Regions from separate parts of the Homo sapiens genome. Here region 1 is linked to region 2. Evidence: chromatin loops called from intact Hi-C (ENCODE). Cell type or tissue: breast epithelium. All regions are shown on one strand. Each heading gives the region's core, and the rest is flanking DNA. Links, peaks and the distances in the headings are about the cores only. Region 1 holds the start of LOC124905252 (a long non-coding RNA gene). Region 2 has its middle 140 kb from the start of NHS.

The links. Hi-C counts contacts between places; a loop is a spot of excess contacts. Peaks named below come from ENCODE experiments on the same cell type or tissue, not always from the same donor. Only the 100,000 strongest peaks of a DNase experiment are listed, where the experiment ranks them.
Region 1: it touches region 2 in a loop (8-fold over the local background); 1 of 110 quality-filtered maps calls a loop at or near these places.

Annotation. Positions count from the first base shown.
Region 1 is chrX:17,156,422-17,160,819 of GRCh38, forward strand. LOC124905252 (a long non-coding RNA gene) reads right to left here and starts at 3,731. Exons shown (of 3, transcript XR_007068400.1): 1 at 3,663-3,731. It also overlaps a transcript of REPS2 not described here. In breast epithelium, for the core only: no CTCF peak of the experiment used is centred there; a DNase peak (open chromatin) is centred at 2,390.
Region 2 is chrX:17,235,246-17,239,643 of GRCh38, forward strand. No RefSeq gene overlaps it. Among named protein-coding and RNA genes, the nearest start is that of NHS, 140 kb to the right of the region's middle. In breast epithelium, for the core only: no CTCF peak of the experiment used is centred there; no DNase peak of the experiment used is centred there; H3K27me3 peaks cover 1,805 bases.

The sequences.
Region 1 (4,398 bases), core at 205-4,204, 79 kb before region 2:
ATATGTATTTTAAAACTCAACAATAGCCACAGTAATTGTTTAGAATGTAGACCAACAAAATATTTTTTAGGAGGATGAGTATTTTATCATTGACATTGTTTAGACTTAACGGGTTCATGGTGATGATAAAAGCCAACTAACTTATAGTCAATTTTATTGTTTTAACATTTTCTACAGAGAATACACCCCTTATTCTTGTACCTGGGGTGGACCATTTCTATCCTGGGCATAGCACTACAGAACAGAGTGAGTGCCTTCATCCCTGTGTTAGAGTTAATAAAAACTACAAGGCTGAAGGAAAGCCAGGGGGAAGAAAGATAATGCATAGGGAATGGAATCAAGGAAACCAAAGTAAATTAAATACAGATACAGAGAATTGTGTTGCAGGTCCTTTGAAATTCAAATGAAATTGGCTTGAACTTCAACCCATGTGTGCTGGGAGCCTGCATCCCAATCTTTCTGGAAGTTCTGAGAGGCAGAGGTAATGGTGGAGGGACTGATGTTTTTATCCTAGTCACTTGTGGCTCTGATATGCTTCCTAGGAATTAGTTTGATAGATTGACCATCTATTTTCCCCCAAAATATCATTTACATGAGGCATTTGTGTGTATGTGTATGGAGGATGGGGTGGAATGGAAATGGGGCAGAATTCGTAGACTATTTAGAGAGATGAGAGCTTTTAAATAGTTTATATCCAGAACCACCACATTGCACAGCTCCAGGGGACATTGTTCATGTTGTGTTTTTAAATTTATTTTTTAAAAAATTTCTGACCATGGCAAGGACATCACCTTGTATTTTATATGATAAGAACACCCCTTGGAGTTTGTGATGCAAGTTGTCCTCTTTATGGCTCCATGCTGCATAGTCTACTCTCTCTCAAAGTGTTCTTCCTTTTGCTTTTTATAGATCTATTGTTCTGCTTCTGCTGGCTGAAGGAAGGTGAGGAGGTGGGAACTTTAGGGGTCCTGTAACCATTTCTAACCCAGTTATTCTACCCCCATATCAGATCTCTTCTACCCTTACTGTTTCCATTATGGGTTTAGGCCAGTTGTTCTCAACTGAGTGCAATTCTGCCTCTGCAGTGTCTGGCAATGTCTGCAACTTGGCAATGCCTAGAGATAGTTTTGCTTGTCACAACTGGGGGATGCTACTGGCATCTAGTGGGTGGAGGCCAAGGATGTTGCCAAATATCCTACAGTGCACAGGACAATCCCCCACAACAAAGAATGATCTGGCCCAAAATGTCAATAGTGCTAAGATTGAGAAACTGTTACAGAAGAGCCCTCAGCCTTCTCTCCCTTTCTCTCAATTACCCATAGCAATTTAGCCTTCTTACCATTATCAGGAATAATCCTTCACATGGTCAAAACTATATCAACAGGTTCTGCTAAATTAGTCCATTAATTCAGATATCACCAGGGTTCAGGTGGCAATATAAATTGAGTGAAGTGAGTCAGGAGTAAGATGAGAAGTGGGCACTGGCCCATCTGCTTCAGTAGTAGGGAACAATGGGGTAATGGTGGGGACTGTGGCAAATTGGAGACTGCATACCCTGTGTATAAAGGCAGCCCTAACTTATTGCCATGCAGGCACCTGTGTTGATAAATGTCAGATTCCTTGAGAGAGACTCAATATCTCGCCTCCCTCATCCCACAGTAATCCCCTTTTGTGTTATTTTTTAGTTGAGTTGTTACATACACACGTGCACCAAATTTAAGTGTGCAGCACAATGAATCATCAAGATAATCTGGAAGAACGAACTTGGATTTAGACTACCAGGTTCCAAGACTTACATAGCTACAAGTAATTAAGACAGTGTAATATTGTTGCAAATGATAGGTTAATGGTACAGAATAGAGAGCCCAAATACATAGCCGCACATATATGATCCCTTGACTTGTATATTTTTTAAAAAAAGCCATCATAATTCAGTGGTGGAAAAGATGGTCTTTTCAATAAATGATGGTGGAGCAATTGGATATCCACATGGAAAAAAATGAACCCAGAAAACCTACCATGCAGAAAAATTAATTCAATATGTATCATAGATCTGAATGTGAAAGGTAAAACAATAAAGCTTCTAGAAGAATGCATAGGATAATATCTTCATGTGTCTCAAGTTTTTTAAACAGGGCATACAAAGGACTAACTTTAGAAAAAAAATTGATACATTGAATTTCATTAAAGTTAAGAACTTTTTATCAGAATTCAGGACTAAGAGAGTTTTGGCAAGCTGAAGAACAGTAGAACTTATTTGCAATACATCTGTCAAGGATACTTGCCTGTTTTTTCTATGTTGGCAACTATGTCTAATTTAAAACACTGAGGGGAAAGAAACCACTGTGCAGGCTGACAATACACAGGCCAAACAAAACAGGTCTGCAAGCCAGGTTGGGCCCACGCATTGCCTGTTTGCGACCTCACCTTCAGCAGCACAGAAGAATGAAAGAGGCTTTAACATTTCCACATTTTCTCATTCTTTACCTGACCAGCCTCAGTGAGGGGAAACAACAATGTAGACCTCTGTTTCCAAATAATAAGAATTTTCCCTTAGATGGCAGAACGGCTGGTTATAGTGAGTTTAGGTCTTAAATAAAACTTTCTTCCTCTCTGATAGATGCAATAATTAAAGAATATTTCAAAATATGATTCCATCAAATTTTTTTCATTGGCTCCCACTGTGTGTTCAGCTTGTCTTGGCTCTGTGAAGACCACAACTGATCCCCTTTTCACTTTGTTTGCTCTCTGACTCTAGAATTTCTCAGCCTCCCCAGATGATACTTTAGAGACCTGGGAAGTCAGCTTCAAGCTTCAATGAGGCAGAAGTCATGCAGAAACAGACTCAGTTTGAACTTTTTATGTTTCAAGCTCATTAATATCCAACTTCCTTACTTTCTACCTCCTTCCCAAACTCTGGTTCTAGTCTCTTTCCTTCTTCCAAGCACCACTCTTACTTAAGTTGGAGGCAATGGGGTGAGGTTGGAGAAAATTTCCTCTTGTTACCTCTTGTAACCCCACTGTTAGGATGAATAAGAGTAGGTGGCCTGAAGGATGGCACCCTGGAAGCATAACATAGTTGATAAAAGCATGGGGTTTGGAGTTAGACTGCCTGGATTCAAATCCTGTCTCTATTCCTTAATAACTTTGTAATCTTGGGCAAGTTATTTGCTTCTCTGTGCCTCACTCCATCATCTATACGTTACTGATAATAGTGCCCCCCAGCCCCCCAATGCACATCACTTAAAACAGTGCCTAGTAAGTGCTAGACATGTGTTTGTTAAATTAAAAATTGACTGTTGCCTGGTTACCTGTGAGGCCGTGGCATTGTGCTGAACATTGGGAAATAGAAGATGTGACCCCTGTCCCACCACCAGCCCACTCTTGATTTAAAGATGGGCAAACAAGTTGGCCAAATTGACCCTCCTCCTTTCCTTGAACTAGCCAAAATGTGACCACTGGATGATTTGATGACATCCTTCTTTTTGTGAAATCCAGTGATGTCTAAAATCCAAAGCCACTCAGAAGATGATTAAGATCATTCTGTGGAATTCTCTTTCCTAAAAACTGAAACTAGAATTATTATGCAGATGAGGAAACCTTTAACCTTGAGAAGTGAAGTGACTTACCCAGGATCCTTGTTATGGTGGCAGAGAGCTTACCAGAATTGTGTCCCACAATAATGTGGAAAGCAGAACTTGTGAATGATGAACTTATAAATTTCACTGAGGAGATTTCCAAGCAAAATGTTGAAGGTACACATTGGTTTGTTCTTTTTCTTTTTAGCTAAATGTGAGAGGAAAGAGAGAAGTTGAGGGAAGAACCATTAAACAAAAGGGAACCAGTACTTGATGATTTGGGAAATCCTTAGTCTATTGGGATTGCCAAGGTCAAAGTATTCAGTCACACAGAGGCTCTCTAAAGAGGTTAAATGTGTGACTCACAGATTCTCACAATCAAACCAGGGGGTATTTAGAAAGCTTAAGAGCATTATCCCTCAGCCATTTTAGCAGAAGTCAAAAACAGATGAAGTTATTTCAAAAATTTTATGGACCTGGCTTTCATTCCGTGACATCCATGGGAGATTCCCAAAGTTCTTAAGAATTGTATACTAATAGAAACACTGTTGGCTTGCACCAAAAGGAACAGAGAATATCTTAAATGGAAGAAGGCTGTTATATCCCCCAAACTCTGCTGGCAGGCAGCAAGCTGATATAAACACTTAGGTACAAACAAATACCAACTTTCATAAAAAAGGGAGGATGACTCAAAGGGTGGGACCAAGAGTCCAGAGGGTGAAGCTGAGAGCCCAGAAGGTAAAGTTGAGAGCCAACAGAGGATTATTTCTAGTCCTTGAAACCTAATGGAGTTTGGCTGGACTTAAAAATTGCTTTGGGT
Region 2 (4,398 bases), core at 245-4,244:
TTCACTGCAATATCTCTAGTACCTAGTAGAGTATCTGGCACATAGTAGGGACTAAATAAATATTGAATGAATGAATAAATGTGTCTTCAGATACTTCATAACAGCTGTTGAATGAAAGAGTGAACTGATGCATACATGTATAAGAATGAATCAGTTCTTGAAATCTGGTGCTGGCATCCTCAAAGAGCCTAGGGTTATGGATGTGATTACAATAGTTTACAGGAAGAAGGGCTGCTAAAAGCATACTTACGTTTGCATCTTTCATTTATAGAAGGAGATGGTTTTTGCTGCCTTGATTTTTGCCACTTGCTGAGTCTTAGTCACCTGGTTATTAAAAATTGCTTCATATATTTTCCATTCATTTCTGTTTTGCTCAGCTTCTGTGCTTTAGAGGTTTGTTTCCCACTAATGGGACTTGTTGTCTCTTAGCTCAATGTGACACTACTCTGAAGACCTTGGATCAGTTTCCATGGTTACTTCTTCTGGGATTCTCCCTTTGGAAACCTTGTGTTCTTTCCTTACCTTTAACTTCCATCTGAGAAACTTAAATACACACTTCAGGGTCCTCCAGAGTGTTAACATTCTTCCTAGAAATGCTTCAAACCACAGAGGAGAGAAATCAAGGACTTCACATTCCTTTTCTTCTGTTATAGATGGAATGGGGTACATGATTTGATCCTGAAACCCCTTGAAGGACAAAGAAATCTAGATATTTCTTGCAAAAAATGAATAAATAAAAAGACTTCCCCATATTGCCAAAGCCACAGTCTCCTTATTCCAAGTGATTTATATCACAAACATGGGCATTGCCATCAACATCAAAGACTTTTCTTTCTTCTTTCCTTTTTTATTTCTTTCTTCTCCTCCTCCTTTCTTCTTTTTCTTCTTAATGAATCCTCATGCTAAACTATTAACTGATGTGTCTTGCCTTGAAGTGCCTTAAATGTGTTAGTGACTGAGAAGAAAATCAGAAAAGAGTAAGGCTGGTAGAAACTGGGAGACAAAGGCAATTTTCTTTTGAGAAATTTCAAAAACTGAACAGATTTATGAATTAAATTTGACTTTCTAGTCTTCTACTCCTTCTCCTCCTGGGATTATTATTGAAGGTCTAAACAATGAGAAACTTCCAGGGAATCAAGTTCCGGACTCACGTTGGGTACACCCAGGATACACTTGTGGACCCCAGTGGACTTCAAATAAATGTCTAAGCTATGCAGTCAGTAGTAAAAAACACCCTGGGGGGACACCTCCCCTTTTTGGCTCCCTTCCACCTGTCTATCCAGTCTCATCTCTATGCCCTCATTTCCCCCATACAATCTCTTATTCTTTCTTCAAACAGCTCCTAGCGAATTCTCTTCCCAGCTTCCAATGGCCCAGCTAGTAAAATTAGAAGAAACCATGTCTAGTTCTTTCCAATGGGGCTCCATGTATTCAGCTGTTCTTCAGACCCCATGCTCCATGCATCTATTCTCCAGAGGTATGCTTGGCTCTGGAAAGAGCATAAGGCAACCAGGCCTTTTCAATGGGCTTACTGCTTCTGCCTAAATGCAGGAAGTTTAACTGGATTCCCTTGTGGATATTCCTATCTTTACAGGTCTTTACACTGTGGTCAGGCCTGTCCTGGTAGCATGGGCCCATCCCTATGCCATTTGGGAGCTGATATGGTTTGGCTCTGTGTTCCCACCCCAATCTCGTGTCCATTGTAATTACCAGTGTTGGGGGAGGGACCTGGTAGGAGATGACTGGATCATGGGAGTGGATTTCCCCCTTGCTGTTCTCATGATAGTGAGTGAGTTCTCACCAGGCCTGATTGTTTAAAAGTGTGTAGCACTTCCTCCTTCTCTTTCTCTCCTGCTCTGCCGTGGTAAAACATGCTTGCTTTCCCTTCACTTTCTGCCATGATTATAAGTTTTCTGAAGCTTCCCAGCTATGCTTCCTGTACAGCCTGAGGAACTGTGAGTCAATTAAACCTCTTTCCTTCATAAATTACCCAGTCTCAGGTAGTTCTTTATAGCCGCGTGGGAACGGACTAATATAGGAGCCCTCAGGGAGGAAGCAGCAGTAATGGGGTTGGAATCTGGAAGCATTTTGGTAGGCATTATGGGGTAGTTGCTAAAAGTGCAGGCTCTGAAGCCAGGCCACCTGCATTCACATTCTTGCTTCCCTGCTTACTAGCTGAGTAATCTTGGGCAAGTTGCTTAGCCTGTCTGTATCTTTGTCTTCTTATCTGTAAGGTGGAGACGATAATTATCGTACCTGGCTGTTCTGAGTATCAAATGAGTTAATCACATAAAGCACTTAGAATAGTGTATTGCACATGGTAAGAACCCAAAAAGTGTTGTCTACTATTATTATCCACATCAAGGCTTCTTTCTTTTCTTAGTGAAGCAAGTACTGGTCAAAGTCCTGCTTCTGCCACTTTGGGGCTATGTACTCTTAGAGCAACCCATATATTATAGATTCCCTGCCATTCCCATCATGAACAGCCACAACTAAAGCTGGGCCTCAGTTTCCCCAAGATAGTTAGGAAGGTTAAATGGGTTAATGGGCATGTAAGTACCTGAAAATGAATAATAGTATGTTTTCCTTCTTGTTCTTTATGATCAAGAACAGATCTCTGGGTGATATTTGACATCTCTTTTCTCTCATATCTTTTTCTTTCCTTCACTCTTTGACTCCCTTTCTTCTTCTCTGACTTTCAACTCTTGTTCTTTTCCTACTTAATCTCTTATAACTATTTTGCCAAATTATGTCAAGCATGAGAAAAAACAAGGGCCCAAATAACCCTTTAAAAACATTGTTGAGTTTCCATCTCTCAGGTCCTCCTTTGGTGAGTGTAGAGTGGCTGAAAGGAGGAGCCCAGTAGGCCTTCTCTTTCTGGGCCCAGGTAGCCTAGGCCAGGGGCAGTGAGGACCCAGTGTAGGGATCCTATTTCCCCTCTGTTCATTAGCCACTCATTCTGCTCAGCCTGGCTTGCTAACTACTACCTCAGGGGCTTCCATGAGCCTCCTTATGGTCTGGAGCTATTACATCTATCATATTACAGCTTTCCTCCATCCTCGCCATGCATGGCTGCAACTGACATCAGCGTTTGAAAAGAATAGCCATTCTCTTCCCTCCTGTATCAGTTAGCTTATGGTGCATAACAAGTCACCCTAAAACTTAGTGGCTTGAAACAACAAGCTATTACTTAGCTTACAGAGTTGGCAATTTGGGGTAGGCTCAGCTGGGTGGGTCTACTGTTGCCTCAGTTGGAATTACTCATGTACCTACAGTCAGCTGCCACCCAGAAACATGGTTCTGCTTCTGAGATTGACTGGCTATAAGCTAGGATAATGGGGGAAACTGCATCATATGTTTCTCATCATCTATCAGGCTAGCCCAGGCTTCTGCATATGGAGTTGGTGGCAGGGGCTTTAGAAGTAATTGAAGGAAATCTCTAATATACATTTTTCAAGTCTCTGCTTCTGTCACAACTACTATTGTTCCTTTGGCCAGAGCAAATCACATGACCAAGCTCAGGGTCAGTATGAGAGGGGACTATCCAAAGGCTGGATACAGAGAGGTATGAAAAAATTGAGGGCTACTACTCTAACAATCTACCACACCTCCTGAGAATGCAGGACGTGACAACTAATTTCAAAGTCCCTGTCACATATTTTTTTCCCCCATACAGCCTAAGGCCCTCATGAAAATAGAGACATCTGGTGAAATATCTCAGAATTCACAAATTGGATATGAACACTGGTTCTTCAAAATACGTTAGCCCTCTGTCAGATTGCTTCTTTAAGAAAATCCAGGCTCTGAAAACAACTACATTAGCAGTGGCTCTTAACTCATTTTTTTTTTTTCTGGAGATGGGAAGGTAGTCACAAACTCCTTTCAGGATCCGATGAAAGCTTAGTACCTGCTTCTCAGAGAAATTCACATTTATGCATAGACACAGAATATTGCTTATAATTTCATAGGATTCACAGACTCCCTGAAGCCAAACTCCAATTTAAGGAACTTTTCATCAGAGGGGGAATATATACTTTTATAAAAGAATTCCTCTGAATCCAAAAGGATTTGCCATAGTCTTGCTTATTGAAAGGAAATTGATTCATAAACTACATTGCCTCAGGTTTATCTAGAACACTTCCAAAAACATTAGTTTGGTTAGCTTGCTCTTCAATTAGGAAAAATTTAGTTTCCACTTGACTTTTCAGGAATTGCATTGATTAAAGTCCAGATGGGCTCCTTTAGATCTATTTCTGTGCCTGTTCAGGCTGATTCTTACAGACATTACATACATCATGTACCAATGCCAGAGAATGTGGCCAAGGCAAGTGAAAATATATAAGCCATTAAGAACATTTGTGGGTAGATTGGCTATTGGTTTAAGCCATTCTTTCATAA